3 separate regions of the Homo sapiens genome follow, and all the other regions are linked to region 3. A link is an interaction called in ENCODE POLR2A ChIA-PET data of the cell type or tissue named here. Cell type or tissue: GM12878. All regions are shown on one strand. Links, peaks and the distances in the headings refer to the core of each region. The heading gives the core; the rest is flanking DNA.

The links. ChIA-PET counts read pairs that join two places held together with the same protein. Peaks named below come from ENCODE experiments on the same cell type or tissue, not always from the same donor. Only the 100,000 strongest peaks of a DNase experiment are listed, where the experiment ranks them.
Region 1: POLR2A ChIA-PET joins it to region 3 with 5 read pairs; 2 of 35 experiments call an interaction of 5 or more read pairs at or near these places.
Region 2: POLR2A ChIA-PET joins it to region 3 with 5 read pairs; 5 of 35 experiments call an interaction of 5 or more read pairs at or near these places.

The regions. Positions count from the first base shown.
Region 1 is chr12:79,524,892-79,536,118 of GRCh38, forward strand. No RefSeq gene overlaps it. Among named protein-coding and RNA genes, the nearest start is that of MIR1252, 110 kb to the left of the region's middle. RefSeq lists an enhancer at 7,948-8,448. In GM12878, for the core only: no CTCF peak of the experiment used is centred there; no DNase peak of the experiment used is centred there.
Region 2 is chr12:79,671,342-79,682,568 of GRCh38, forward strand. All of the region lies in intron 2 of PAWR (pro-apoptotic WT1 regulator), which reads right to left. Among named protein-coding and RNA genes, the nearest start is that of PPP1R12A-AS2, 13 kb to the right of the region's middle. In GM12878, for the core only: no CTCF peak of the experiment used is centred there; no DNase peak of the experiment used is centred there.
Region 3 is chr12:79,609,735-79,620,961 of GRCh38, forward strand. It overlaps PAWR (pro-apoptotic WT1 regulator), which reads right to left. Exons shown (of 7, transcript NM_002583.4): 4 at 3,841-3,875. Among named protein-coding and RNA genes, the nearest start is that of PPP1R12A-AS2, 75 kb to the right of the region's middle. In GM12878, for the core only: no CTCF peak of the experiment used is centred there; a DNase peak (open chromatin) is centred at 6,577; H3K27ac peaks cover 503 bases.

The DNA of each region.
Region 1 (11,227 bases), core at 3,967-8,966, 85 kb before region 3:
ATGTTGCCCAGTCTGGAGGGCAGTGGCTATTCACAGGTGCAGTCCCACTACTAATCAACATGGCAGTTTTGACCTGCTCCATTTCTGACCTGGGCTGGCTCACCCCTCCTCAAGCAACCTGGTGGTCCCGAATTGGGAGGTCACTACATTGTGGCCAAACATAGTGTGGACACTCTATCAGCATAGCACACTACAGCCCAAAACGGCTGGACCCAAGCGATCCTCCCACCTCAGCCTCCTGAATAGTTGTGATGATAGGTGTGCACCACAGCATCCAGCTCCATTTTGTTATGAATTAGATAACTCAGCATGCTGGATTTCTCCCACCAATTTTCTCCAAACTAATTTCACTCTTAAAATTACAACAGAAAATTGTCTTGGTTATCTTGACAGTCTCCTCAGGGATATGAACACAGATCACCCTTCAAAGTGGATCTCCCACACCTGTTTGACGTTGTTAACTAAAAGGTACTAATGCCCTAACTTGAGCAACCAGCAGTGCTTTAAATCAGCCAGACATTCCTCTTCAATAAATCCCAAAGCCTCCAAAGCTACAATTGTGTTCTCAGGAGAACAGAGTTACTAAAACAAGTTCTAGGAAGAGGACAATCCTATAACTTCCAAAGTCCAAGAGAAATAAACATTTAACTTCCAACTTTATTCACTTAGTGATGTCCCATTGAACCCACTGGTCAATAGGCCATTTGCTTTAAGTTGTTTTTCAGTAATGCAAGCCATACATATTGGTTTAAAGTCAGTTAAAATAAATCCTAACCTGAATCTACTGAAGTCTTCTTTAACTTATTACAATATTAAATATGTCTTTATCTAGCCATGCATATTTCTATGAATATATCCTTCAGAAAAACATACAATATTGTACATTGCAGCATCTTTTCTTGAGGCAAAACTTAAAACGGAAACTGGAAACAATCTGAAAGTCAAATAGCAGGAGACTAATTGAATATATAATGATGTAATCACCTTATGGAATATCATGCAGCTATAAAATCAAAAACAAACTAGATAGAATTCCATGAATTGACAGAGAAAGGCGTTCATGATATGTTGTTACATATATAAAAAGCAAGTTGCAGAAATATGTGCCCAATTTCATTCTATTTTTCTAAGAAAAGGTATGCATTCTTTTTTCATATAACTGAGGGAAGGTATGAGAGGGTATATAACAAACTATTAATGATGATCATCTCAGTGCATGGAATTAGAGCACAGTCGAGTTTTACTTTATATACTAGTGAATATTTTGAATTACCATATCAACCATGCATTATTTTGCATCAAGGGAAAAAATAAAATTCGTCTGTTGGGAATGTGAGAAAGTTATCAATCCTTCTTTCCAGGACACTCCTAATATCACAATTTAATAAAAATATATCCAGTTTTTTCAATATCTTCAGTAGATAAAGATTTTACAAACTTCTGTAATTTTGTCATAATACTAGTTTTGTTTATCAAAAGGCTCAGATGTATAATATAGTAGGTAATTCACATACAGTTACTTATCTACTCCTCTACTAACAGCACAGGCTCTGTTATGTCCATTTTACAGATAAGAAAACAAAATAACTTAAACAAGATCACATAATTCTAGAAAGTAGCCTAGCCAAGATAATAGACTGGAAAGCAGACCTAAGTGGAAAGCTAATGTTCTTCCTAACACTATACTAGAGCTATTAGGCACATACATCTAAGTTAAATCAATCACTTCATTTCAAATTCATTTGTAAATGAAAATAGCATACTATGGGGATCTAAAAAACCTACCTTTTAGAGTTGTTTAAAAAGGATCAAAGTGTTTAAAAAGGATCAAAAGAGTTTTCCCAGTCTTCAACAAATCCCTCTTCTTCTACTCATCACACTCGCCTCCTAAAGAAAACTGTCCTTCATGAGCCACCATGTCTTCTGGTACTCAAAGTCATACTCTTCCTTCCTTATATTCTCCTTCAATCTGTTTTTCTTTTTTTGAGACGAAGTCTTGCTCTGTCACCCAGGGTGGAGTGTAGTGGGGCCATCTCGGCTTACTGCAACCTCTGCCTCCCGGGTTCAAGGGATTCTCCTGCCTCAGCCTCCCGCATAGCTGGAATTACAGGCATGTGCCACCACACCCAGCCAGTTTTTATATTTTTAGTAGACACAGGGTTTTGCCATGTTGGCCAGGATGGTCCTGACCCTCCCAAAGTGCTGGGATTATAGGTGTGAGCCACTGCGTCCGGCCTACCTTCAATCTGTTTTTCAAAAATTACCTGAGTGAAGTCTCTCCAAATTCTCTAGGTTTCTCTAGACTTGATACCTGATCAGGGATCTTCAATATTGAAGATTACCTCACGACTTCTAAAAGCTAAGATTGTATTCATGTATCAGAATATCCTGCAGGTGTGGTGTTATGTTTTGTACATTAACAAAATAAAAAATATTGCAGACTCATAATCATTTAACTCTAATATCTTTTTCAGCTCTACTTGCATATGATTTGTCATTCCTGGCCTTGAATTTGTAATATTTGTTAGCAACTCTATCGGGCAGACAGTGGCCAACAATTTTTACAGGGAAATGCTCATTACAGCAAAAGATGAAAACTCAGTAGGGTTTAGAAAATGCAAAGCATAGTAAATAAGAAATGGGAAAATGCACTAGACATCAGAGAGGAGGTAGCTCTGTCCCCTATTGTGTATCCTGAGACATAACTGAATTTATTACTGATGCTGTATTCCCACACAGTTTCAGTGACCAGAAGTGCTTTTCATCCCATCTCTGGCTGGTCCAAAGATCATACTCTCCAGGGACCTAGTACTTCATAATAATGATTCATTATTTATTCTAGCCCCAGGACATTTCAAATGAGTGTTTCAAACCACTGCTGGTTATTATATTGGATTTAACTCTACTGATGCATTTATTGACACCACAGGATCCACCGAAATGCAGCAGTCTCCACAGCTCTTTGAAAGCTGCATCTTTATTTGATTTTCTTTCTCAAATCCTGAAACCTAGCACAAGAATCTTTCTATGATAATTAATCAAAGTAAACGTATTTGGCGAATTAATTAATAAATGAACATTTAAACAAACTAGCAGAGTAAAATCTAATGACTTTAAAGTTTTAAAGAATTAATTATTTTTCTTAATGAGCATAGCAAACATTTTCCAAGCCCATGCCAAAATAGCCATGAAGGTAGGAGTGGCATCTGGTGTTACCTGGCATACTGAAGAACTCAATTAATAGTTGCTGAGAAAATGAATGACAAGCTAGATTATCAAAACAAGTTATCTTATTATTTTTTCTTGATATTATACAAGTGCTATGGAGTAGAAACTGGAAACATGTCTGCTCCTTTTTTATCTACCTTTAACCTTTCTGCCTGGGATCACTGCTACCTGAGTCACAGTGTCTATATATCCTACAAATAGAAAGAGACATAGGTCATCAGAGAGAAAATTCAGAAGGGTGCTTCCAAGTCATTTCCAGAAAACCAGCCTTCAGGATCAACAGAAGAAAAGGAAACAAAATAACACCCCCCCACCCCATCCCATATCTCCCTAGAGCATAGATGCTGCTAATTGGAAAGGGTGCTTTAAACCCTGAAGAGAAACCTCATCTGGAGTCTACTACAAGTAAATCTTCACAGCTGCATTTGCTTGAGCCCATAAGAAAGGATGTAGAGGAATGAAAAGAAGAGGCTGTTAGTGTAAATGGTAAACCACATACAGTCATGTGCCACATAACATTTTGATCAATGACAGATCATATTAATGATGGCGGTCCCATAGGATTATAATACCGTATTTTTACCACACCATTTTATGTTTGGACACACAAATACTTACTGTTATGTTACATTTGCCTACAGGATTGGGTACAGTCACATGCTATACAGGTTTGTAGCTGAGGAACAAAAGGCCATGCCATAGAGCCTAGGTGGCCAACATGGCAAAACCCTATCTCTACTAGAAATACAAAAATTAGCCGGGTGCGGTGGTGGGCACCTGTAATCCCAGCTACTCGGGAGGCTGAGGCAGGAGAATAGCTTGAACCCGGGAGGCAGAGGTTGCAGTGAGCCAAGATCGCGCCATTGCACTTCAGCCTGGGCAACAGCGCAAGACTCTTTCTCAAAAAAAAAAAAAAAAAAAAAGAAAAGAAAAGAAAAGAAAAGAAATCACAGATATCTGGTACTGATGTATCACCCAGGCCACAAATTGCAGACTACTGGGTATCGGAAAACAAACTGTCATCTGAAAACGTCTCCTGAATAGATACCACTAGTTAAAAAGGTATTAATGCAGCTTTCTAATTACAGTAATGAAGTAGTTTACAGCAGAATGACTAATTCCTTTGCACAAATATGAAGGGAACTCTAGAGAATTACTTTACTATAAAATCCCCCTTTCTCCCCAATGCCACCAGCAGCCTTAATAATAGTACCACCATCTACTCATTGCTCAGATTAGAAACCTAGTAGTCATCCTGAGTTCTTCTCTTTCACATCCAATTCATTTATAAGTCTTGAGAGCCCTGGCTACAACAAACGTCTCTAAACTGACCATTTCTCACCTTCGTTGTTACCACCCTATTTTAAAGCAATTAACAGGTCTCCTTGACATCACATGTGCCATCACATTGGCAAGGCAACCCATTTGGCCATTTTCTTCACAGCAGACAAATTAATTTTTTCTAATTACATCAGACCTCATCCCTTTCCTGCATAAAACACTCAATGACTCTTCATTGCAACATGAATAAACTCCAAACTCCTTACCATGGCCAAAAACGCCTTCAGTGACCCAGCCTCTGCCTTCCTCTTTAGCCTCATCTCCCTGAGCATTCTCCCTTGTTCACCCATCCCAATCTACTGGTCTTGTTTCTATCAGACATGCTGAGCTCAATCTCTTTACCCTCAAAATTGTCAAATGGTTGCCTTTTCCCCAACATTCAGACTTTAATTCAGATATCATTCTTCTGAGAGATCTTTTTTTTTTTTTTTTTTGAGATGGAGTTTTGCTCTGTCGCCCAGGCTGGAGTGCAGTAGCACGATCTCGGTTCACTGCAACCTCCACCTCCCAGGTTCAAGCCATTCTCTGCATCAGCCTCCCGAGTAGCTGGGATTACAGGCGCCCACCATCACGCCCAGCTAATTTTTTGTATTTTTAGTAGAGACGGGGTTTCACCATCTTGGCCAGGCTGATCTTGAACTCCTGACCTCATGATCCATGTGCCTCGGCCTCCCAAAGTGCTGGGATTACAGGTGTGAGCCACCGCGCCTGGCCTCTTCTGAGAGATCTTCCTTAACCAATTTAGTCAATCTGTAATGCATCACTTTATCTTATCTTCTCATGGCTGCACTTTTATCATTTGTCTCCTCCCACTAAAGTGGAAGCTATGTACAGACAAGGAGTCATCTGTGTTGTTCTTTTCTCTGTCCTCATGAACACAACAGTTCCTAGCACAAAGTATGCATTAGTAAATATTTGCCAACTAACCTAGTACCACCATAAAAGGATATTCTTCTCCAAATAACAAAGCTTCGTGTTCAGAATTAGCACACCTGGAAGCTCCATTTTGAAAAACAAACAGCTTATCTCTTTGAAAGGAATATTTCAGACCACTGTGTGATACGATTTGCATCCCTAAGCAAAGAAATGACTTGTCATGGGCAGACACTATAAGTAGTTCATTTTTCATTCTCACTGGATTAAGATGTAAAAGTCTGATTTCAACATCCTGAGACCTTCAAACTAAACTTGATGAATTATTTCCCTTCTCTGGTCAATGGATAAACAGAAACTTCTTGTCAATTCTCACTATAATTTACTGAATCTTAATCTTTGGAAATCTGTTTGCTCCATCTTAGTGCAGTTACAGCTCCACTGTGTGGAAAAACAAGGGAGACAGGCAATAGAATATAGGTATGTTACCTAAGTGACCAGTGAGAAAATTTGGGAAAGTGTGTATAAGAGATTATAATCTGTAAAAACATATGCACAAAATATCAGAATGATAAAGAGTATTTTATTCTTATCTAGATTGGATATGGTATTTCTAAAAATTAATTATGAATCAGGGGCCAATAAATATTTGATTATTTACATGCTGTCTTTCCCATCTTCCCGCCTCTTATTTCCATAGCACGCTTGAAGCTGTTCAGCAATTTTCGCTTTTAACTATTGCATCTCTGTCAGTAAACACTCTGACATGTATAAAAATCACAAATACAAAACACAAAATTCATTCTAGTCAGATCCAGAAATGAGACAATTTAAAGCAAATAATTCCCTATGTGTAGATACATAGAGATGCAGCTATGGAAACTAGCAGAGGCAGCACTCTCTTTTCTGAAAAGAAATGTTTTCCATTGACTTGCATCCCTTGACCTTTGCCTAGGAAAAAAGATCCTTCATAAAACTGTCAATCATTACGAGTGACACTAAATCAAGACCTAATCAATGTCCAACTGGCTCAGTTTCCAGGAGATCAGGTGCAGAGATAAGTTAATAATCTCTTCCCAAAAGGCTCAGAAATATTTTTAACATTTCTTAGGATTTCATACATTGCAATTTTGGGTCTTCAAGGCACCAAAGCATAGTCTGATTTCTAGTAACACAGCAACACTCAAACAAAGAGCTACGCAGCTTCTACTGGTTTACCGCTGAAGACTTTAAAACCATTTCAGACCCAGTTTCAACAAATGACTGATGGAAATAGTAGAATTCTTTCCTTCCCTAGCTTCAGTGGGTAGAATGAGCTCCACTATGTACTACTGGGTCTTTCATTGGACTAACCCATTAGAAGGCTTCAGCTGTTGGTGAAATTAGAAACTAGGCAAAGTTTATCTTTGGTGACTCAAGCAAGATAAACCCTCATCTCCACTCTCCCCCATGCTCCTGTTGCTCAAGTTCTTTTCCTATCAAAACATCCTCTGTGCAAGAAATCAGAACTCCCTAGCATTAAAATAAATGTTCGCTAGAAGCTTCAAGGATGACCTTTCTCAAGGAGCTAAGGAAACGAACAGGAATCAGAGCTCTGAATTATAGTATGTTTTCCAGAAAAAGAGAACAGGTAGGGAGATGATAGGGGAGTTTTACCTGAACCTGTAAAATGGTACCACACAGCAGCTGTCTGCTTTGTCTACACTGTGGTTGTCAATTCAGTTAAAAACTTCAAAACCAGACTCTTCTCTCAAGTCGTTCATAATTCAGACAAGTAAACAATTAATTTTCATTTATGAAATAATTGCAAGGATATTTAAAGGACAGAATTAGTACAAAAAAAGGTTAAGTTTTACAGAGGAGGCAATAATTGAGCTTGGTTTCCAAGAATGAATAAGAATTTGTCAGTGGTTGTGGTTAAAGGACATTTTAAGCAATGGGATCAAAATGAGCAAGCTAAGGTGAACTGAAAAGCATTATATTAGTAGCATGGACTCTAATTCACCTCTCTTCCCCCTCCAGAAGATTCTGACCTTAAGTATTACGAACTCTGCTTACAACTATCAGTGTTCAGTTTTAGGACATAAATATGTATTGAGAATATTATTGATGGATATTCACTGTGTGGAATACAATGATGAGTAAGGTACAGCCCAACCTCAAAGCAGTTTACAATATAATGGGTTTAGACAGAAATGTATGCAAATAACATAAGATCAGTCAAAATGAAATTCATCAAATCCCCCAATCGGACCATAGTTCCCCGTATGGCTGACAGCAGCTGCTTAGACCAGACTTTTTTTTTTTTTTTTTTTGAGATGGAGTCTGGCTCTGTTGCCCAGGCTGGAGTGCAGTGGCACGATCTCGGCTCACTGCCAGCTCCGCCTCCCGGGTTCACACCATTCTCCTGCCTCAGGCTCCCGAGTAGCTGGGACTACAGGCAACCACCACCATGCCCAGCTAATTTTCTGTATTTTTAGTAGAGACGGCGTTTCACCTTATTAGCCAGGATGGTCTCGATCTCCTGACCTCGTGATCCGCCCGCCTCGGCCTCCCAAAGTGCTGGGATTACAGGCGTGAGCCACCGCGCCCGACCATAGACCAGCCTTTACTCAGCTAACAGTATGCAGGCCTGTTAGAGTAAGGAGAGCTCTGCTCCAAGTGTTGACAAATATCCCTCCCCCTGTGGCTAAATCAGCCTGCCCGGTCATCCGTGACGAAAGTTTGAGCTCACCAGGAAGCCTTGACTCCTTTGGCCAGATATCCAGCTGATTGTTTTGGACAATTATGAATTGGGTAAATATTTTCTTAAGGCTGAAATGTTAACAGTTTGGGTAAATGCTCTCCAAAGCTTCAGGTAGGGAGTCAACCACACTTTTCCTTTAGAAAGTCTCATCCTCTCACTTTTAACCTTTTAAAGCAGTATGGGCAAGATTGGAATTCACTGCTGCTTTTCTTTTTTCCTTTTTTATTTTCTTGAGTGCAGAAGCATGGAGGACCCGTGTTAAGAGGTCCTTCTCTCTCAAGAAAACATCTGAAGTCCAAACACCTGCCTTGAGATTCCCACTTACGGAATGATATGAGCCTCTCATGTAAAATGAATGCAGTAACAAAAGATGAAAGCAATCTTAGTAAACACTGAGATTTCATTATATGAAAAAAATGTGAATGGGGTATTCTGTAGTTTAGAATCACAGGAGCATAGACTCAAAAAGACCTCAGAGGCCATTTCATCTGATTTCTCATTTTATGATTTAGGGAATTCATTTTCATTCATTCACTTATTCAAAACTCAAAATGATTCATCCTAGGCCAGCATTCATCTTACTGACTCTCAAAGTATAATCCCAGCAGCATTAACATCACCTGGGCCTTCCTAAAAGTAAAAATTCTTTTTCATTTTATTTACTCATTTATTTATGAGACAGAGTCTCACTTTTTTGTGCAGTCTGGTTTCAAACTCCTGGCTTCAAGTGATCTTCCCACCTCAGCCTCGCAAAGTGTTGGGATTACAGGCGTAAGCCACTGTGCCCAACCAAAAAAAAAAAAAAATTCTTGAGTCCCATCCCAGATCTACTGCATTGGAAGCTGCGGTAGTAGGGCCCAGCATCTGTATTTTAACAAATCCTCCAATTTATTATAGTGCATGTAGAAGTTTGAGAATTACTTCCCTATACCCTATAAGTGAAATGTATTAGTCAGGGATATATAGTTTAACTGGTTTAAGCAAAAAAGGGAATCTGTGCTCTGTACAACTATTAAGTTCAGGGAATAATACTTTCTCCAGAATATCTGTGAAAAACACCACATTTTTGCAATGACTCCCAATTTCCTTCCCCATCAACTACATACTCCTCTGTTACAGTTGTACATAATCTTGCTCCCAAGTTGCCTAACTTGATTTTCCACTGCTCTTCAACAGGCATCTCAGTTAGACTTTGTAGTCTCCTCTCCATGCCTTGACCATGCCATGTCCATTTCCCTCATTCCCATTTCATCCATGAAGTTCCCCTCGACCGTAACACTTTGCATTCCCTCCACCTATCAAAAATCCTGCCCAGACATTAAGATTTAAGCTTACATTCCACCACTTACATAAAAAATCCTTTGTCTGCTCCAACCCTTTCTTATAACTGTCTTATGAACTCCCACAACATTTAAGTCTCTGACTCACACAATGTAGCTGTTAATTACATTTCTGTCTTAGGGACTGTTTCGTTGTAAAAGAACCCATCTGTGTTAGCTTAAATAAGTGTAGATAGTGGTAAGGATTCGGATGGATTTCCCATAATCCAATTGCAGGATAATGAGCTAAACCTCAACAGGTTTGAAAGTCTTAAGTATTAGATAAGAGCACTTACTCCTCATGTTGCAATATGAATAGACATATACTGGCCTCTCTCCTTAACCCTCAATCAATCTTAATCAATTATCTGACTGGTGAGTTTGAAGGAAGAAACTACACATGCTTTGTGCAGCCCTTTCCTTTCTTCTCCTTGGGAATCTTCTGAATGGGGCGTTCAAGGGCAGGTCCCCACAGCAGGGAAAAACCAGGATGGGACGGTGGGCAGCACTGCAGTTTTCCAAGTCTGCCTTTGATTAGGTAGATAAGTTTATTTCTGCAGTGAAGTTGGTAAGCCCCTTGATACTGCAAGATTAAAGTTGTCCTCCTGGTTGGGTGTGGTGGCTCATGCCTGTAATCCCAGCACTTTGTGAGGCCAAGGCAGGCGGATCACAAGGTCAAGAGATAGACCATGCTGGCCAACATGGTGAAACCTCATCTCTCCTAAAAATACAAAAATTAGCTGGCCGTGGTGGCATGTGCCTGTAGGCCCAGCTACTCAGGAAGCTGAGGCAGGAGAATCGCTTGAACCCGCAAGGCAGAGGTTACAGTGAACTGAGATTGGGCCACTGCACTCCAGCCTGGTGACAGAGCGAGACTCCATCTCAAAAAAAAAAAAAAAAAGTTGTCCTCCAAATGGCTTAGGTGACACTTTTATTTCCATGTGCCTGACTTAATTATCTGTCCCTCAATTGGTTTGGAACTCAGGAGATGAAAAAGGGGGTGTTATCAATGGTCACACTAAAATTTAGATAATAGGCACTGATCTTTTCTCTATCTGAAGCTGCATATTTAGGATTTCTGCTGTAATCCACTCCAATTCATCTCACTCTGAAAACTAACTTCTTTTTAACTGGATCTTCTGGTTCCTCACTAACTTGGGCTTTTATATGGAACTAGTGTTATTATTAGTGACAGAGATTACTAATTTTCACCAAAATTTAATCTCCTCTGCTTCTTTATTAAGAGAACACCCAAATAGGTGGTGAATGGTGGCCCAGAATAAAGAATACATTTCTCATCTAGGTGTGGACATGTGTTAAAATTCTCACCAATGAGATTTAAGTGGAAGAGCTGTGCACACTTCCCAGAAGATATCCTAAAAAGGGAAGGAGTTTGATCTTTTCTTCCAATTTCTTCCATTCTATTGATTGAAATGCAATTCTAATGTCTGGAGCGAGGGCAGCCATTTTGGACCATGACAGAGAAACAGAGGTGTGCTAGATCTGGCTTATATGAGCTTGGGAGAGCAGATGATTAAACATTGAGGAATTCTGCAAGCTGGTTGTTAAACCATTGTAGCTTGAAATTGGCCATGGTGGGAGTATTTCCACCATGAAAATCAGGCAAATGCTACAAATTATGCCATTTTCCCCCCCAGAGGGCCAGTTTACCAGCCTGCGACTGGGTAAAAGCCACATGTTGAAAATGGTAGAGCAATAA
Region 2 (11,227 bases), core at 3,059-8,058, 61 kb after region 3:
GGCTAGATTTAATCAAAACAGGAAAGGTTTTAATCAATATTCTGTACTAGAAACATAGCCCTTATGTGTAGTTAGCGTAGAAGTAGCTTCTCTAAATTCAAATATATGGCTATAGGTTTTTGTAGATATTCATCAAACTGAGGCCATTCCCATCTATTCCTAGTTTACCAAGAAGTTTTACTGTGAATGGGTATTGGATCTTGTCAAATACTTTTTCTCCATCTATTAATATGAGATTTTTCTTCTTTAGCTTGTTGATGTGTTTACCATGTTAATTGTTTAGTTTCCTCGATACGAGGGATATAAAGACAAATAGTTCATTTAACTTTTTATGATAATTAAATAAGCTTATACATGTAATGAACTTAGAACAATGCCTAGCATATACTCAAAATGTTAAGATTATTTATAAAGAGGCTCAATCATAATTTCTACAAAAAGGACACAGCCAGGCACAGTTGTGCACCTGTAGTCCTAGTTACTTGGGAGGCTGAGGCAAGAGGATCACTTGAGCCCAGGAGCTCAAAGCCAGCGTGGGCAACATAGCAAGACCCTATCTCTAAAAATAAAAATATTAAAAAGCTATACTTCTGCATGACATCATTTTACTGCACGAATAGCAGTGAAAAGTATTGTTAGTTAATGGCATCAGCATCCACCCAATTGCTCTAAAGGAAAACCTAATTATCATTTTGATTGCTCTGCTTCTCACAGAAAGTGCTGTCAGCTCTACCTCTAAAACATATTCCATACGCAATCCCGTCTCTCCATGGCCCCTACCTCCCACCTGGTCACTCTCTCCTGTATTGCTGTAGTGGTCTGCCCTCTCCTTCCCGTACACAGAGCCCATTCTTTACCTACAACCTAAACTGATCTTTCTGAAACAAAAATTAGATCAAGTACTTCCTCTGCTTCAACCAACAAGCAGCTCCCAACTGCACTTAAACTCCAAACTCTACCATGACCTGGTCTTTATCTCTTCTCACCTACCCAACTTTTGCTTTAAGTTGAATACTTGAAGTTTCCTGCCTCAAAACCTCTGTAATGTCTGTTCCCTCCACCTAGAACTTTTGTTTTGTTTTCTTTCTCCCCACAATCTCTTCCGATTCTCCTACCTAGAACATTTTTACCCCAGCTCCTTCCCCTGATTTTTACCTAACTGGCTCCTTCCAAAGTTTGGATCTCAACTAAATACCTTGCTCCATATAGAGGCTTTCCTTGCCAGCCCTAAAGTGCTACCACCACTTTGCAGCCTCTACTCTCTATAGCCTATCTCCCTGTTTTATCCTCTCCAAGGTACTTATCATCAAGTTTATTGTGTGTATTAGATCACATCCATACCCCTCAACGAGAATCAGTTTTATTAACTTGAATGTATCACCAAAAAAAAAAAAAAGATTCTAATTTTTTTCTGTATTTCAAACATGTACAGCAGTAGAGAAAATAAAATAATCCTAATTTGTTCATTACTGCAATTTCAACAAGTACAAATTTCATTTATATTTCTATTACTTTCCCACCACTATCTGTCCTATATTATTTGGAAGCAAATCCCAGGCATTTCTTCTCTAAATATACCAATATATATCTCTAAAACAATTCTTCTACAGCACACACTAAACCACTACCACAACGAAAATAATGAAAAATGATTACTTAATATTATCAAATATCAAGTTAGATGTCAAATTTCTCAATTACCACAACCATTATTAAGTGAGTCAAATTAATCATATTTCTTTTTTTGAGACGGAGTCTTGCTCTGTCTCCCAGGCTGGAGTGCAGTGGTGTGATCTTGGCTCACTGCAAGCTCCGCCTCCCAGGTTCACGCTATTCTCCTCCCTCAGCCTCCCGAGTAGCTGGGACTACAGGCACCTGCCACCACACCTGGCTAATTTTTTGTATTTTTAGTAGAGACGGGGTTTCACCGTGTTAGCCAGGATGGTCTTGATCTCCTGACCTCGTGATCTGCCCGCCTCAGCCTCCCAAAGTGCTGGGATTACAGGCATGAGCCACCGCGCCCGGCCCTAAATTAATCATATTTCTTTCTAGTGTCTACCAATACAAAGAGAGAAAAGGAAATTGCAAGTCTGGAGAAGGAAGAAGTGATTTGTTCTTCAAGTTTGCTTCCTGTTCTGTCAGTTTCACCTGAGCCTTGCTTAGTCACTAGAGCAGCACTCATTCAAGTAGCAACAGCTGAAACCAGCCTTATTGTGCCCCTCAGTGACTCCGTTACCAGCCAGTTGGAGGCCTCTCCTCAAAGAGCTGAGCCTGAGCTCCTCTTTCAAATTCAGTAACCCAATACTAGCCAAACAGCACTCCCTTGTCAGAGGTCTGAGATTTGTGAGAACTTAAAATAAGAGCTAAAAATAGGTAATATACTTTATGGTAGCATTTTTTATTCCTCATATAAGCACTTCACAAGGTTAAATTCTTCTACTTAGAATGTAATCCCATTCACAACAACCACAAAAAGAATAAAACACCTAGGAATAAGCTAACCAGGGAGGTGAAAGATTTCTACAATGAGAATTACAAAACACTGCTGAAAGAAATCAGAGATGACACAAAGTAATGGAAAAACATCCCATGCTCATGGATAGGAAGAATCAGTATTGTTAAGATGGCCACCCTACCCAAAGCAATTTACAGATTTAATGCTACTCCTAACAAGCTATCAATATCATTATTTGCAGAATTAGAAAAAAAAATTCTAAAATTCATCTGGAAACAAAAAAAGAGCCCAAATAGCCAATACAATCCTAAGCAAAAAGAACAAAGCTGGAGGCATCACAATACCCGACTTCACTATACGACAAGGCTACAGTAACTAAAAGAGCATGGTATTGGTATAAAAACAGACACATGGACCAATGGAGCAGGTCAGAGAACCCCAAAAATAAAGCTGCACACCTACAACCATCTGATCTTTGACAAAGCCAACAAACAAGCAAAGGAGAAAGGACTCCTTATTCAATAAACAGTGCTGAGATAACTGGCTAGCCATATGCAGAAGACTGAAATTGGACCCCTTCTTTTCACCAGATAAAAAAAAAAAAATCAACTCAAATGGACTAAAGGCTTAAATGTAAAACCTGCAACTATGAAAACCCTAGAAGAAAACCTAGGAAATATCATCTGAACATCAGCCTTGGCAAAGATTTCATGATGAAGACTCCAAAAGCAATTCAAACAAAAACAAAAATTGACAAGTGGGACCTAATCAAACTAAAGAGCTTCTGCACAGCAAAATAAACTATCAACAGAGTAAAAAGACAATCTACAGAATGGGAGAAAATATTTGCAAATTATGCATCTGACAAAAGTCTAATGTCCAGAATCTACAGGGACCTTAAGCAAATCAATAAGCCAAAAAAAAAATGACCGCATTAAAAAGCGGGCAAAGGACATGAACAGACACTTCTCAAAACATGACATACACGTAGCAACAAGCATATGAAAAAAATGCTCAATATGACTAATCATTTGAGAAATGTAAATTAAAACCACAATAAGATACCATCTCACACCAGTCAGAATGGCTACTATTAAAAAGCCAAAAATCCACAGATGTTGGTGAGGTTGCAGAGAAAAGGGAACACCCAAACACTGCTGGTGAGAATTTAAATTAGTTCAGCCACTGTGGAAAGCAGTTTGGAGATTTCTCAATGAACTTAAAACAGAACTACCATCCAGACCCAGCAATCCTTTTACTGGGTATATACCCAAAGGACTAGAAATCATTCTACCACAGGGCCAGGCACGGTGGCTCATGCCTGTAATCACAGCACTTTGGAGGCCAAGGCGGGTGGATCGCTTGGGCTCAGGAGTTCAAGACCAGCCTGGGCAACATGGCAAAACCCTGTCTCTACTAAAAATACAAAAAATTTTAGCTGGGCGTGGTGCCGCACTTGTGTTCGCAGCTACTCGGGAGGCTGAGGTGGGGAGGATCACTTGAGCCTGGAAGGTGGAGGTTGCAGTAAGCTAGGATCACGCCACTGCACCCCAACCTGGGTGACAAAGCAAGACTCTGTCTCTCAAATATAAAAATAAAAATAAAATAAATCATTCTACCATGAAGACACAAGCATGCATATATTCATCGCAGCACTATTCACAATAGCAAAGATAAGTAATCAACCCAGATCCCCATCAACAGTTGATTGGATAAAGAAAATGTGGTACATAAACACCATGGAATCCTACACAGCCATAAAAAAGAACAAGGTCATGTCCTTTGCAGCAATATAGATGGAGCTAGAGGCCATTATCCTAAGCACATTAATGCAGGAACAGAAAACCAAATACTGCATGTTTTCAGTTATAAGACGGAGCTAAATATTAAGTACACATGGACGCAAAGAAGGAAACAATAGTCACTGGGCCTACTTAACAGTGGAGGGTGGGAGAAGGGTAAGGATATTATGGGTACTATGCTGATTACCTGGGTAACAAAATTATCTGTACACCAAACCCCCACGACATGAAATTTACCCATGCAGCAAATCTGCAAATGTACCCCCTGAATCTAAAATAAAAGTTGGAAAGAAAAAAAATAATAACAGCAAGCTTAATATATTTGTTTTGCTCAGGCTAGTATTTAAAAGGTGACACTGACCCCATTGTGAAGCTGGAAGCACAGGAGAAAGAAGTGACCCTGATCGCATTATGAAGTTGGAAACAGAGGAAAAAAAAAAAATCAAGAATGGAGGCAAGTGCAAAGTTAGCAACTAATTTCTCAAATCAGAAATCTGAACTTCTCAATGCTTTGCTTTCCTCACCTGTAAAATAGAAATAATAATAATAATAGCAGTGACCCATCTAGAGCTGTTCTAAAAATTTAATGAGTTAATACATGTAAAGGACTTAGAATAGTACCAGGCTCAAAAAGCACTTAAGTGTAATCTCACATTAATATGGCCTGCTTATTCAGAAATACAAATACCTTTCTTCACCCATAATTAATAAAATATTCTAAGAGCCAGCTTGTAGTATAAGCAATTTCTGATTTAATCAATCTTTCAAATTATCATGTGACTCAAGATAATAATAAGCTCCCCTATGTACTCCAACTGAAGACACTAACAGTCAATTAAATAGTCATAAAACTGAAAACATTAATAAACTGTATTCTCTGCTATAGTGTTCTATAATTTCACACACAGTATCTTCCCAACTAGAGTATGGCAACAACTAATCTCCTTATCTCTATTCTCTCTTTCTTCTAGTCTGCTCTGTGTACTACAGCCTGATAGTTGATCTTATTAAAATTTTGCTCTCACAATATGAACATATCCTGCTCAAGTTCTCCTGTAGCCGGATACATCAAACCAAAAACCTTCGGGCTTGTTTTTAAGATCCTTCACTATTCTGCTCCCTCAGTTTCACTTACTATTTCCTAACATAAGCCCTCTACCCCAATCAGGTTACTAATTCTCATCTTTGTACTACTGCCCACTCTGCTTTCACAGCCTGAAATAGAACTCTCCTCTTCACCTGTGCATTTCTTATCAGTCCTTCAAGATTCAGTTCAAATCTCACATTCCCTTCACAAAATTACCTGGACCATTCAATCCTCCAGGAATCTCTCAAATATCTGTACTAAGAGTATGACCTAACATTTAACATTTTATTATACTCATTTTTTAATGTTCAAGAATTGTCCTATATAATCTTGTTTTTCTGAGTTAGATTATAAAGTACTCAAGGACAAAATCAGAGTTGTCCAAATCCTGGCAGTGCTGGTAACAGAACAGCTGTATTAACTTAAGCGTTCAAAAGGCCTAGTGCAGTGTCTAACATGTACTAACAAGGTAGTAAATGTATGCTAGCTATACCGGAACATCCAAATTAGAGAATATTCTGTAGACATTAAGAATAACACATCTGTGATGTTTGTAAAGATAGTGATAACAAAAATGTTGTAACAATATCTGTAGAATGATTAAATTTCTGGATAAATACATTTATTTTGTGGGTGGCTTCAAATAATTGTATTCCAAAAATATAAAGTACTAGTATCACTGGATAGTCAGAATCACTGTCCAATGAAAATGATTATGAAACAAAAGTGTTTATGAAACAACAAAAAAAAGTAATAACATTTCTCCTTTTAAAAAAAGCTTAAAATGAAATAATAAGACAATGTCAAGTTTAAAGGCAGGTTATAAGAATGTACATAGAATATAATCCCAATGTATAAAAATAAAAATGGAAGAAAATTTGTTAAATTTATAAGTAATATTCTATAGCTGATTTTTGCACAATCCTAGATTTGCTATTTTATTTCAAATTTTCTGAATACTATTCCTAAAACATGGTTTGGAGATGCCCTTGAGTTCCTCGAAGATACTACCAGGAAGGAGGGAAGTATGGAGGGAGAAAACACTTGTAGAAGTTAAACAAGTAATACATGGAGAAAAATTCAAAGGCAATTCCCATCCTTAAGCACCTGTATTCCTACCATCTGTATTACAGAATGAACTAGAGAATCAGAATGCAATAAACTGGTTTTATATTAAAGTGCAGGGCAAAGTACAAACTCAGGGATAACGTTAAGCTATAAACTTCTCCATGATTACACTAGAATCAAACTCTAGCAATTTAGTATCACTGGAGTTCCCCACCTCCACTCCATCTGCCCTCTACCCCCAAACACTCAAATTTATTCATTATATAATTATTTTTGTCATCAAAAGAAATCACTTGGTACAACTTTGTTTAGATCCTATCCTCTAGTTTCTTTTTAATGCATATGGAAATTTTGATTTATTCTACTATATGTTATTTTCACAGTATTTTGTGTTGTTTACTACTCTTGAATATCTGCCTCCGAACAAGACAATCCTTTTAATGATTTCAAATTAGGCAGACAAAACTGTTTTCTTTCCAAAACCTGTGAGAGTTGTTGCATAAACAGATATGGACAGAGGAAGGAAGTACCCAGTCAACAATACTGAACAGCAGAATAAAGTCTGAATTCTTTGGCATGGCATTAAAATCCAACACAATTGGTCCATATCAATCCTCTTTAACTGTTCTCCATTCACTCCCCATCATGAATTTTCTGAACATCACCATTTCCTCTGTTAGAACATATCCTGCTTATTTCCAACAATGATAACCAATGTGTGGGCACTGGCACCCAAACAGATCTGGAGTCAAAGCCAAGTTCTGCCAGGATGGCCTTTGGGCAAGTCATAACTTCTTTGAGGCTCAACTTCCTCATCTTGTAAAATGATAAAAATAAAAACCTACCTCATGAGTTAATGTGAAGATTAGATGTAACCCATGGAAAGCCTTCTGTGCAGTTCTGGACATACAGCAGGCATGCAATATAAAGTTATTATTTCTATTACTTCCCAGTTCTGTGCCTTTGCACGTGCTATTTGCTCTACCTGAAATGTTACCCTGTTCCCCTCTTCACTTGGAGAATCTTTCTTACCAACTGAGACCTAAAGCATAATACCACCTCATGTTATGTAAAGCCTTTATTGACTTCCTTAATTAATGGCTCCCTTTAGGGTATTTTTTTTTTTTTTTTGGCGGGGGTGGGAGGCACAGGATGGTGGTTAGAGACAAGGTCTCACTCTGTCACCCAGGCTGAAGTGCAGTGGCATTATCATAGCTAACGGCAGCCTAAAATTCCTGGGCTCAAGCAATCCTCCTGCCTAAGTCTCCCAATCTGCTGAGATAACAGGTGAAAGCCACTGTGCCCGGCCCATGGCCCCCTTTTCTGTGCTAGTTCAGTACTTTGCTCTTTTCTCCATCATAGTTGTTATTATACTAACCTCTAATTATTTATCTCTTTCCCTGAAAGATTAGAAGTTCCTTAAAGACTGGTGAATATTTTCTATCACACAGCACTGAGCCTGGGGCACACAACAGGCATTCATATGTTTCTGAAGAAACATTTACATATAGATTCTTATAAAAGAATCTATAAAAAATGCTGCAGCATATGAGAGGAGTGACAGGGCAAATGCTACAGAGAGGACAAATGGAATGAAAGAAGCTGTCACATTCGGCAATTAAGAGGTCACAAGTTTGGTGACACTGGTACAAAAAAAAGGTCACAGGCAACCTTAGAGAGATGAATTTCAGTACTGTAGTAAGAAATGAACAGTCAGCAGGTGAAAATGTTGCCTTTAAGAAACTGACCAATTATGGAGAAAAAACAGTAAGCTGAAGGTAAAGCAAAATTAAGGGAACATTTCTGCATGACAAGATGAACCAGGAGGTAGAGGCTGAGTATTTAAGTAAGAGGTAATAAAATAAAATCCCTGATACGGCAGTAGTATTAGCCTGGTGGGGCCAGGAGCAGTGGGGGATATGCTAGACTCAGCTAGAGGAAAAAGGTTGAGGTTGAAATGCAACTTAAGTTTTGAGGTAAAAGCTTTCTGGAAAGACTACATTAATGTTTTGTTTTTTGTAATGGGCTAGATGATCTCTAAACACTTTTCCAGCTCAAAACATCCAGTTATGTAATTTTTAATGCCAATGAAATATCTCTGAAATCTATTCTTTCTTTCCTTTTCTACCACTATTGCCCTAGCGATCATTATTAGTATACTCTTATATGAGTACTCCCATTTCTCTGCTTCCTATACCTTTCCTCTATGTCATTACTTGGATTGATCTTCCCAAGCCATTGTTTTCTATGTTTTTACAACGTTTTACATATTTTAGACAGATTGATGGGGATACAGATATCTATGCATGGGTAGACATATACGCACTATAACATTTGTTTAGAAAAACATGGATTTGTCCCAATGCCACTGATATGAACACATGTTAGGGAACAAGTTGAGAATAACACTAATTTTGTGTTTGCTTATGTTCAAATGCAAGAAATGCTCAGCAGGCACAGATAACTGCAACCCAGTCACGTAGAAATATATGCATACACACCTCAAACATCTGCCAGTTACGTCAGTTCACTGCATACGTTATGAGCTACACCCATCCACATCTGGTGTAACACTCTCACTCCAATTTCAGATAACCTTCCTCCTACCATTTTACAGTAATTCACAAGCTGGGATCCTTCTAACACTTTTCAAAAAGTTTAGGTATTTTTCAAAGTAAAGTGTCATATTTGTTGTAGTATTTATGTACTTATTAAGCATTTAACATGTGTGAAACTGCTAGTTTTTATTAGGTTTCTATCTTTTTAAATGCCATTGACAAAGTTTTTGAGTGTTATGCCCCAAACTCCATTTTCACATATGCCCTACAGTTTTTACTGCACAATTTTGCATACCATGATGAGTTTCAGGAACTTATTTCAGCTACAGCATACATACATTTATAATTACTCCAGCTCCAACCACCAACTTCCCAGTGAAATCAAAGGTTATAGAGGTTTAAAAAAAGAAAAAACCTCTGGTCATCCTTCACAATTATCTGAACCTATGAGACTCTTTCAATGGCACAAACACTTTTCCTGAGCAATGTTTCAGGAAACACAATATATGAAAAGAAAAAAATAGACCAGGTGGAGTGGCTCACACCTGTAATCCCAACAACACTTTGAGAGGCCAAGGTGAGAGAAGCATTTGCGTGTAGGAGTTCAAGACCAGCAACATACTGAGACCCCATCTCTACAAACAAATTAAAAAATTAGCCCAATGTGGTGGTGCAAGCCTGCAGTCCCAGCTACTCAGGAGGCTCACGTGGGAGGATCTCTTGAACTCAGGAGGTTGAGTCTGCAGTGAGCCATGATCGTGCCACTGCACTGAGCCTGGGTGACAGAGATCCTGTCTCAGAAAAAAGGAGAAGAAGGGAGGGGAGGGGAGGGGTGGGGAGGGGAGGGGAGGGGAGGAAAGGAAAGGAAAGGGCTATTTATCTAAGACTATTTATGGGCTAATCAAAAAGCCACATAATAAGGCAGATAAGCAGTAAGGTCCTTTCCCAATGAAGTAATGGTTAAGTATTTTAATATCAAACAGCACAAAACACATGCATCCAACTGGACATGGTGGCTCATGCCTGTACTCTCAGCTGCTTGGTAGGCTGAGGCAAGAGGATCACTTGAGCCCAGGAGTTTGAGGCTGAGTCATCACACCATAGTACTGCAGCCTGGGGAACAAGCAAGATCCCTGTCTCTAAAAAACATACAACAAAAGATACATACACATCCACCCCTATTTTTGAAGTTATAGAATAACATCATAAAAATACTCATGATGAGTGGTTAAGTATACACACAAATCAATAGTGTGGTTCCATTTCTCAAGTAGATTCAAAAAAATAAGAATAGAAACACAAATATTAATATGTATAAGATAACAGGTTTTTCTACCTTTCCTTGGATTTATTTCCATGAGAGAACTACAGTGAACACACTGCCTTTTTTTTAACACATTACTTCTACTAGCAGAAAAAAATTAGGATTACATAAATTTGATTTGCATCAACTTTTGCTTACATTATAGGATATGGAGAAGTCTTTCAAGAATTTGAAACCTAAAAGTAACTTCTTTGATTATTTCAGCTAATACAATCGTACTTTTTATTCCTATTCCTCAAGCACCATCTTCTGAATGTTAACTCTGTTCTGAGATTTACATTCTTTTTAAATACTACTAAAAATATTCTGGAAAAAACTCCAAAATAATAGAAAATCAATTGATACTTTATGTAACCTGCAAATTCTAAAATATTAAGTAGTTTGCTTACATGACCATAGATAAGCTTAGTCTGAAAGATGTCTTTTTAAGTTAATTTCATCTGTTTCAGTTCTGTATTTCAAACTGTATATTATTATGTTTATTTATCCTATTCTCTTAGTCCCCCTAGAGTTTTGTTTTGTTTGAGTTTTTCTGAGCCAGGGTCTCACTTTGTCACCCAGGCTGTAGTGCAGTTGAGCAGTCACGGCTCACTGCAGGCTCGACCTCCTGGGCTCAATTGATTCTCCCACCTTAGCTTCTCAAAGTGGTAGCATTAGAGGTGTGAGCTATGGCACCTGGCCCCACAGAATTTATTATGAAGAGCCTGAAAACAAAGTTTCAGCTGCCACAGAATTGTAATCCACAATATAAATTCTCTCCTATCTGTTCACTTCAGCAAAACCTAACAAAATATTAATTTTCAGAATACAACTGCCCTATTTCTTCAACTACTTAAAATAAATGAGACTATCATTGAAAAATACACTGTGACCCACAAAATTTTGCTGGACAAAATCTCCAAAAACTATCACAGAATAAACATTTTACTAGTC
Region 3 (11,227 bases), core at 3,878-8,877:
TTTTTCCTGGACACTGAATGGGTGCAAACGCTAAAGGCTGTCATACTGACCCTCTGCTCTCACTAGCAGAGAGCAACTGCCTCACAAGAAAAGGCAGAGGACCCACTGAACTGTTTAACACTTAAGCCGTCCATGGATGGCAAAGCTAAAAGAGCACTAACTATAACACTTCTTCTGGGACTTCAGGGGTAGTGGGCATCCCCCTAGATACTGCCATGGGGACAGTACAGAATTCATTCCTGCCAGGGTCCAAAAGCGCTCACCCTGGCTCTTGCACCTGCTCACCTGTGCTCCCCCTCCCACGAGGGGTAGAATGCAGTGGGTTCGAGTGAGTGGAATTTGCCCCTGCCACACCAAAGTGCCTGGCTAGGTCCAGCACCTGTGCACTCCAGTTCCTGCCTGCAAAGGGGCCAGGGAAACTTTTCTGCTTCAGAAGCAAAGCTGTAGCTCATACTGAGGTACCTGGTAGATGTTTGCCAGGAATGCCTGAGAACCTTCTGTGTATTCCTATGCAGCTTGGTTGAGCTGGGTAAGGTTTTCAGCATTTACCTAGCATTTCTGGTGAACAAAACTGTATATAAGCAAAGGTAAAATTTGAGTTAGGGTCAAACTGTTCCCTAATGTACCAATTAGGACCAATTTGCATTTCGAAAGCAAGCATTATAGCAGAATTGACTTTGCAAGAAAATTCTGACCCTGAAGAAAAAGAATCATAGTCATGTTTTATTCAAATAAAGTAGACAGAAATTACGGGTTACCAAAGCAGTGACAGTGAGGATTTCTGGTATATTTATGCTACACTTCGTTTAAAAGGCAGAAATCACTCAGTTGATACTAGCCATTATTTAGAGAACTCAAAAGGTGAAGATACTCATGTTACATTAGGTGAGGAGTAAAATTACACATTGAGGCCAGGCACAGTGGCTCATGCCTCTAATCTCAGTACTTTGGGAGGCAGAGTTGGGAGGATCACTTGAGTTTGAGATCACCCTGGGCAACATAGAGAGATTCTGTCTCTACCAAAAATTAAAAAAAAAAAAAAGAAAAAGAAAATTACACATTGAAAAAAAAAAACCCACAAATTGGTAACACTGATCCATCTTTACTAAATCTTGAGTTTCAGAAATTACATAACCCTCACCTCCAAATAGTTCCCTACAGTTAAACACATTTTTATAAGGAAAACCGGGAATATGTAAGACACATTCCACGAAAGTCAATTCAAGTTTTAAAATACAGCATAATTAGACTGAGCACATAACAGACTCAAGGCTAAAAATGTACATTCTTATTTGTGAGAAAAATTAAGTATTTAATTCATAATTTATAAGAGCATACATTCAAATGAATCTTCTGGGTGTTTGAACCTCCTAATGACTTTCAGAGTTATTTCTAGCTATATAAAATTTATATATATATATTTATATAAATCTTATAGATATTTATATATAAATCTTATAGATATTTATATATAAAACTTATAGATATTTATATATAAATCTTATACAGTATATATTATATATATTTATATATAATATATAATTTATATAAAATATATATAATTTCTTGGAAGTTATTTGGTTTACTGAAAATATTTTCTATTTTCAGTTATATATATATAAAAAATAAGTTATTAGGTTTACTGAAAATATTTTCTTACATGTGATGCCAAATTTCTATCTTTTACTCTATTCTCCCTTTTCTTCATTCCCATTAGTCAGCAGACACCTTCACTAAGAAACATCTATTCTCTAGTCATTGCTATAACTTGCTGACAGATTAATGAAAATAACAAACTGTTGATATAAAGTATAACACATTTCTACTAGATAAGAGATAATTTCATATACAGATTCTAGGTTTTGTGGCTTTTTAAGTTTTTGTCTTTTTTTCTCTTTTTAGATGGCATTAAAATGGAGCTCCAAACCAATAAAAAATGATGGGAAACTTTAAGATATTTATAACAATATTAAACAGGGGCAAATCTTTGAAAGCTGAAAAGTAAACCACATGCTCTAGGCTATGAGAATACAAGTAAGAAAAGTACAAACACATGGACATATCACAAGTAATGGTCTCAAAAGTTTCACAAAAATTCACAGAGAATAAATTTGCCTTCTGATTTAACACAATGACATGTAAATAAAGCTTTTGATAGGATTTATAAAATTATTCCCCTCTTGATTCTAATTAAAGAACACAAATTTGAAAAGTGTCATTCGTACTTTAAGACTATTACTTGATAAGAACTAAATGTATAAGATCAATACAACAAACTTGATAAGTTGCCACAGTTTATCTTTAGTCTCCAAACCAAAAACTAATGCTAAAAATTTTTTGGTTTGAGAATGTGGTATGGGAACAGGCCACATCAAGGCTATTTCATAATTATTTCTGGAAAGAGAAAAAGGATTTTTTCCAGTTTAAACTATTAATGGCAAACGAAAGCAGGTTTCATTATACCTACATCAAAATTACCCAGAAATGAAAATAAAAGCAGTTAACAGTAGTAAATGTATTGAGTGTTTTCTCATGTGCCAGAAACTACTTCAGACTTAACTACTCTTCTGATTATCTTGGCCTTCTCATCTCTTTCTATTGCTAATAAATACTGTAGCCCATGACAAAAATTAAAATTTTTATATAATATTGGTTAATGAATGTTTTATTTTAGATGAAACAGCTGAAATATTTTAAACTCCAACATACAGATGAAAGTAAGTGTTTTACATGTATAAATCTAGGCAGATGGTCTTACATAGTTAATAAAAATGTGGGCTCCAGAGTCAGGCTGCCAGAGTTCAAATCCAGAATTTACTGTTGACTAGGTTTATAACCCCAGAAAAATTATTCTACTTATTTAACCTCACGTCTCTCATCTATAAAAGAGAAATAAATATTATTCCTGCCTTATAAGATAATCATGAGAATTGAAAGAACTCTATGTAAAGCAATTTGGACACAGTAAGTACTCAATAATATTTATCATTCTAGGATTATTAGCGCAAGTATGACCACATGCTTCTGCAACCTTTATGGCCTCAACAGGGAAGAAGGAAGTGAATATCCTAGACACCTCCACTGAAAAACTTCTTGTACCCAATTCTGATTTTCTTCCTATACATATACATACACAAACACATTCTCTGGTTAGAAGTGTTACTCATTGTGTACAGGTGGTGCAACGGACTGATCTGTGTCCTCCCAAAATTCATATGTTGAAGCCATAACCCTTAATGAGATGGAGCCCTTGGGAGATAATTGGGTTTAAATGAGGTCACAAGGATGAGACCCTCATGATGCGATTAGTTCCTTTATAAAGAAGGGACCTCAGAAAGCTTACTTTCCCTCTTCCTCCCTCTTTCTCTCTGCCATGTGAGGACACAGTGAGAAAGTGGCTACCTATAAGGCAGGAAGAGAGTCCTCACCAGAACCTGACAATGGTGGACATGCAGCCTCCAGAAATGTGAGAAAATTAATTTCTGTTAAGTCACCAGTCTATAGTATTTTGTTATGGCACTCTGAGCTAACTAATACAGATGGGTCTACTTATATTTTCAATGTTTAAATACATGAGAAATAGCAATTCAAGGCATTTATTTTGCAAAGTTCATCAGACCCATGCAAATTCACAGTGAGTTTTCAAAGACTTCGGCATGTCAGAATAAGCCATGGTCAGGCAGACATGATACTCCTGCTTACAATATAATTTATTTTTAAGAGCACAGTAGAAAAGTTTCTTACTTTTCAAAAAGCTGCTTTAAATAGTTCTAGTTAAGTCAATGTCAGACAGACATTACATTCATGTCTACAATATGTTTAAGTCATAAGGATTCTTACCTTTTATATCTGCCTGAAACTGTTCTAGGTGGCTCCTGCAAAGTAAAAATAATTATGTATCAGTTTGAGTATGTATGTACACAATTACTTATTATATAAAATAGTTGATAGAGAATACCTAATTTTAAAAAGACCAACTTGAAGCAATTACTGTTTTAAAAAATTCACACTGCTGGTCAAACAAAACAGGAGTCTACATCTGATTTTTCAGTCCAAATCAATCACTTTTTTAAAATTATGTTTTTAATAAAGAAGTATTTTAAAAACTCAGAAAATGGACAAGGCCGGGGGCATCACTCATCATCCACTCAGCTTAAATCCTCTTGAAAGTCAAGGGGCATTAAAAAGTACCACCATTATATATATATATATATATATATATATATATATATATATATATATATATTTTTTTTTTTTTTTTTTTTTTTTTTTTTTTTTTTTTTTTTTTTTTTTGAGAAGGAGTTTCACTCTTGTTGCCCAGGCTACAGTGCAATGGTGTCATCTGGGCTCACCGCAACCTCTGCCTCCCGGGTTCAAGTGATTCTCCTGCCTCAGCCTCCCAAGTAGCTGGGATTACAGGCATGTGCCACCACGCCTGGCTAATTTTGTATTTTTAGTAGAGACGGGGTTTCTCCATGTTGGTCAGATTGGTCTCGAACTCCTGACCTCGGGTGATCCGTCCACCTCAGCCTCCCAAAGTGCTGGGATTACAGGTGTGAGCCACTGCGCCCGGCCTTATAGTCTTTATATATCTCCCTTTGTCTTTTTTATGCCATCAATTTTTCTAAAACTTACAACTTACCGTGTGCATATAGTAATTAGTTCCTATTTTTAAAGACTACATATACAGCTAAAAATGAAAAGTGAAAAAGTACATTTTAATATTGTGCTGATTCTAAGCTACTAAAAAAAAAGGTTGCTAAAAGTTAACATTAACCATTGGGGTAGAAAAATTGTTACCTTGCAAATAACTAGGCAGTCATGTCTCTGTTCAATCTTTTGACAGTCTAGGTTCTCCAAATACTTCTGCAGTTTCACTTTAATAAAACAGGTCAAAATCAAATGATGTCTTTAAAAATTGATAACTTTTTTCCTAATTAATCATTAAGTTGCCAAGAGAGATCCTACAATTAAAGAAGTTCTCATCTGGTTAAGGTAAAAGAATAAGCTACCTTTATAAGATAACCAGTTCCAGAGTAAAAGAGTAAATACTGACTGCATGATGCGATAAAAGACTAGCAATGTGGGGAACCAGTACAGCAAACCATATGATTAAGAGGAGGGATCGGATCAAGTTTCCAACCAGACAGGCTACTCCGTAGCTAGGAGACTAGGAGACTATGGGTTTAACCTCTATCAGTGTCTACTGATCTCTAAAATGGAATAACAGTGCCTATTTTATTGGGTTGTTGTAGAGATAAAATGACATAAGTGAGTAAAATTAGCACAGTCCCTTCCAAACAGGCTTTCAATTTCAATTTGATAGCTAACACAAACAGAAAACTAACTGGGATATGGAAAAATCTTAATTGAATTTTCTGCATGGAATTTGAGTAAGTCTGTCTTAATTATTCCAAGTCAATAAATTCTCATTACAGAAGCCTATATCACTTAGTTTTATTTGTATCTCAATTTTTCATGTATATATCTTATATTCTAAGTAAAATGTAAGTGTCTGACAAATAAGAACCCTCCACCAGCAATTCCTTTCTTTCTCCCCCAAAACCCCAGCTCACCTAGTATGCAATAAATATATATTGACAACTTAGGGAAATAACTTCCTTAGTAATCTGCAGTTACAAAAAAGTACCATTTGGGAAGTAACCAGTTGCAGGAAATAACCAGGTGACAGGATACTTGAGCGACTGTGTATGTGGGCTTGACCCCATAAACACGCTTAGTTCTGGGGAAGTCATGCCTTGACAGGTGATACAAAGACATTTTAACCATCCCTGAGCATCAGCTGTTCTTACAGCAAGGACAACAACAAAACCTGGCAAGCAAACTTTAAAGAGTTTCTTATCTGCTTGTCATTAAGCAGATATCCACGAATCTACACTTTTGTACCAAACACGTAAAACAGATCCCCTATTTATTTAGATGGTTATTTAATGTCGAAAGAAATATTAAGCTTATGTATACTCACTCAAAATATACTTTATTAAATATGAGTGATAATGATTCATACAGAAGTTTTTCCAGCTGGGTGCAGTGGCTCATACCTGTAATCCTAGCACTTTGGGAGGCTGAGGGGAGTGGATCACTTGAGCCCTGGAAGTCAAAACCAGCCTAGGCAACATGGTGAAACTCTTATCTCTACATAAAATACAAAATTAGCTGGGTGAAGTGGCGTGTGCCTGTAGTCCCAGCTACTCGGGAGGCTGAAGTGGGTGGACTGCTTGAACTCAAGAGGCAGAGGTTGCAGTGAGCTGAGATCACACTACTATACTCCAGCCTGTGCAACAGAGCAAGACCCTGTCTCAAAAAAAAAAAAAAAAAAAAGTTTTTCCCCTGGTAGTTTCACAAACGGTATTTGCATTAACATTTTACAAAGAGCTTCTTTTATTAAATTCCCTAATATTACCCTATATGAACTAAACTAAGGCGTATGATGTCTGACTACACATGCATGAGAAAAAATGCCAGAATCTCCAAAATAAAGTTCTAAAACATCACACATCATTTCTCTCACATCTGTCTCATTTTGGTTATATTTGAAATATCTCAGAACATGCCACATCAGCTTGATTGCCCAGATTGCCTTTTACTGAAATGAAGTCAGCAAAATTGCTAAATGAGAGCAACCCTTACTAGATTTACTAATTTGTGGGTTACTGGTATATCAACTGAAATTGTATGAATAACTTGGCAACAAACACTATTTCTGAGGCTTGAAATAGACTTTTTCTGTAATATGGTAAAACTTAGAGTAATAGAGATATAGAGTAGAATTTTAACAAAAACAGAAATGTAAAATGGAGGGCATTTTCAGCAACTCTAAATTGCAGTGGCATTACAATAATTTCACACTTTGACCCAATTATAAATGACTTAAAAGTCAGTATCAGACAAGTTTTGAGTTAAGTATGCTAACCAGAAGTCATGTAAAAATATCAGATTTCTACATTTCTCTACAGTTGTTTGGGTTTTTTTTTTAAACACTCAGTCACTTAAAACATAACTCAGTAAGTTTTACACAGTATTTTCCACACTGCTAGCTTGATACAGTTGATAAAATTAGAACTCCCACATACTACGTTGGTACGAAAAGTAATTGCGGGTTTGCCATTACAGTCATTCCATGCTCATGTCTGAGACATACAAATAATCAGAATTTAAGCTATACTTATTTCTTGTATATAGCTAATATTTCAATAGTTAAGATTTTGAAGCACACAGACGACACGAGTTTATTCCTTATTGGTGGATTTGAATATGGTCTTTTATTAGAGATTATACATTTTGAAGCTGAATGTTATTTTATAGTGATTCTTGTTTTTTGGCAGGGCACGGTGGCTCACACCTGTAATCCCAGCACTTTGGGAGGCCAACGCAGGAAGATCACCTAAGGTCGGGAGACCAGCCTGGCCAACGTGGTGAAACCCTGTCTCTACTAAAAATACAACAATTAGCTGGGCCTGGAGGCAAGTGCCTGTAATCCCAGCTACTTGGGAGGCTGAGACAGGAGAATTGCTTTAACAGAGAAGGTGGAGGTTGCAGTGAGCTGAGATCATGCCACTGCACTCCAGCCTGGGTGGCAGAGCAAGACTCCGTCTCAAAAAACAACAACAAAAAAAACTTTTAACAGTAAAATGTTCCCCACACTGGATAGATTATACCAGTATGATTAGAGACTGGGAGGGGTGGGAGTCTTCTTATGCATGTTAAAAATGGGCAATTAAAGGTGGAGTTTAAAGTGATTTCTATATCCTGGCCAAAAAGAGAAAACTGGGCATATCTTAAATTAGAAATGTTAGGTTAAAAAAAAATCAACCTATATGGTGCAGTGAAAGGTCCCTTATAATTTTTTTAGCTTTATTTTTAATTGACAAATAATGATTAGACATATGTATAAGGCACAAAGTGATATTTTTATTTCAATACATGTATATATTATGGAAGGATCAAATTAGAGTAATTAGCATATATGTCTGATATATTTTGGATGTCCCCTCCAAATCTCATGTTGAAATGTAATCTCCAGTGTTGAAGGCGGGGCCTGTTGGGAGGTGACTGGATCATGGGAGTGGATTTCTCATGAATGGTTTAGCACCAATGAGATCTGGTTAAGAGTATGGGACCTGCCCCCGCTCTCTCTCTCGCTCCTGCTCCTATCATGTGATGTGCCTGCTTCCGCTTTGCTTTCCTCCATGAGTAGCTCCCTGAGGGCCTCATAAGAAGCTGAGCACATGTTGATGCCATGCTTGTGTAGCCTGTAGAAGTGTGAGACAATTTAACCTATTTTTCTTATAAATTATCCAATCTCAGGTGTCTCTTTATAGCAATGCAAAGAACAACCTATACAGAATTACCTCAAATACTCATCACTTCTTTTTTTTTTTGTTTCTTTTTTTGAGACACAGTCTCGCTGTCACCCAGGCTGGAATGCAGTGGTGTGATCTCAGCTGACTGCAACATCCGCCTCCAAGGTTCAAGTAATTTTTGTGCCTCAGCCTCCTGAGTAGCTGGGATTACAGGTGAACACCACCATGCTCAGCTAATTGTTGTATTTTTAGAAGAGATGGGGTTTTGTCATGTTGGCCAGGCTAGTCTTGAACTTCTGGCATCAAGTGGTCCACCCACTTCGGCCTCCCAGAGTGCTGGGATTACAGGCATGAGCCACTGCACCAGGCCCTTATCACTTCTTTCTGGTAAGAACATTTAAAATACTCTTAGCTATTTTGAAATATACATTATTATGAACTATAATCACCTTACTGTGCAATAAAACAGAAATTATTCCTCCTATCTAACTGTAACTTTGCACCCATTGGCCAATGTTTCTCCTTTCTCCATCTACCTTAGCCTCTGGTAATCACCATTCTACTCTCTACTTCTATGAGTTTGACTTTTTTGGATTCCACATATAAGTGAGATCACTGCGACAAAATGGATGACGGCAGAGGACATTATGTTCACTGAAATAAGTCCCTGATAATTTTAACGAGGAAAATGCTTGACATTCTTACATGGTAGAACAAAATTCCACACAAATATAAACGTCACCTTAGATGTCTTAACTATATTTCTGTAGCCACAACAATTTCCAGGCAAAGAAACAACTATATAATTATTTGGCACTTTAATAATTACTACTCCATACTAAATAGGGAAAAAAAAAATGAAGAAATACAGTAGTCCTTTTTCCCTTATCCAAGCTTTCACTTTCTACAGTTTCAGTTACCCATGGTCAACCCATGGGTATTAATAAAGCTAGATTAATAATTTTTAATATTTGTTATTTAATAATTTTAATTGATAAAATTTTAGTATTTTAATTAATAAATTAAAATATTAAATAGAAAACTTGAGACATAATTTATAAACTTTAAGTTGTGAGTTGTCCTGACTAGCATGATGAAACTTGGTGCTGTCCTGCTCCATCTCGCCCAGGGCCTGAATCATCCCTTTGTAAAATGTAACCACAGTGTCTATGCTCCCTACCTATTAGTCACTCGGGAGCCACCTTGGTTATCAGACTGTTGTGGTATCCCAGTGATTGTGTTCAATTAACTTTTCTTTTACTTGATAATTGCCCCAAAGTACAAGAGTAGTGATGCTGGCAATTCTGATATGCCAAAGAGAAGCTGTAAAGTGCTTGCTTTAAGTAAAAAGGTGAAAATTCTCAGCTTAATAACGAAAGAAAGAAAAATCATATCCTGAAGTTGCTAAGCTTTATGATAAGAACATATCTTCTATCCATGAAATTGTAAGGAAGGAAAAACAAATATGTGCATAGTATATATAGCGTTCAGTACTATCTATGATTTCAGGCATCCATTGGAGGTCTTGGAACATAACTCCCTTTGATATGGGGGTACTGCTATACTAGTATCATTGAAACGGCTTGTAAAAAGTACAACTGTTAAGACTGGTACTGGTCTTAAAAGTTTCAAAGACTACGTAATTAGATCTCCCCCAAATCCTTAAGTCTGTTATACAACTGATTTCAAATATACTCTTTCTGAAACAATCTTCCTTGCAATGGGATGGTTTCTATTACTAAAGGGAAGGGGAAAGATCTATGTAGAGCTGAGAAAATGTTGGCAAAGCACAAACTGTTTTGTGTAAGTTTAAATAAAACGCTCTGCTTTATTCAAGCTTATAAAGATCAATAAGGAAATCCCCATGAAAACAGTCTTTACAGGTACAGTGGCAGATCAGAACTTCTAACGTATAAACAAGTATAACAGCATAGGTGAAATAAGATCAGACAAATACAAGTCAGATGAATACAGCAAAGTAATACTGATGTTATTCAAATAATCTAGCAACAAAGCCACAGCCCTCAGTAAAATTATGGCATAACATGCTAACTGACCCTCAGGACTAACTTAAAATATCTATGTTGCCATGTATAATTTAGTATGATATATTGTTGAAGATGACTTCAGAATAAAATTTCTCTAATATATAACTGATAAAATAAGAAAATGAAAAATAAGAGCTTTATCAAATTAACAAATATTTTAAAAGGAAAAACTCATCCTTCCCCTTCCTTTCCTGAATAATTAAGTCCTAAAGCCATTAGGCAGGGCAGAGCAACGTGAGAAAACACAGTGGCTCAGATCAGGGTATCAGAACCTGTCATAAAGAAGAGCTGCTTGGCATAGAGAATTCAAGTCCAAGCAAACCAAGGAGACTGCTCACATAGCACAGCTCACTCAGCCTGACCTAAGAAATCAGAGCCTGAGCAGAATGAAGAAGATTTCTACAAAGCAGGGAAGGTAAGGCCTCATTTGTGAGGCAAGGTCAGAAAGGGAGTCCCATAAAGGGGCAGCCAGAGTCCCAAGTAGAATGTGAAGTTTACCTTTACAGGAGGGTGGCTCAGAAAAGGGTGATAGAGCTCTAGCAGGGTAAAAAATGTCTACCCTCCAAGAGGCAGCCTGGCATGGGGTATTCTGTGCCAGAGCGCAGGCAGGATGAAGTGAATGTTCACATGGAGTGGCAGTCTGGCCTGGAGTTGTCAAAACCTAATCAAGTTGAGGAAGAGTCCCCATGGAGGAGCAATCCGACATGAGTTCTCCGAGTCTCAGCAGGAGCAAACAGAGGCCCTACAGAACAGCCTATCAAAGGATGCACAAGCCGGAAAAGGGTGAAGAGAGTGTTCATGCTTACGGTGAGCCCAACATGTGATGTCAGAACCCACTTATGGTAAGGAAGGCAT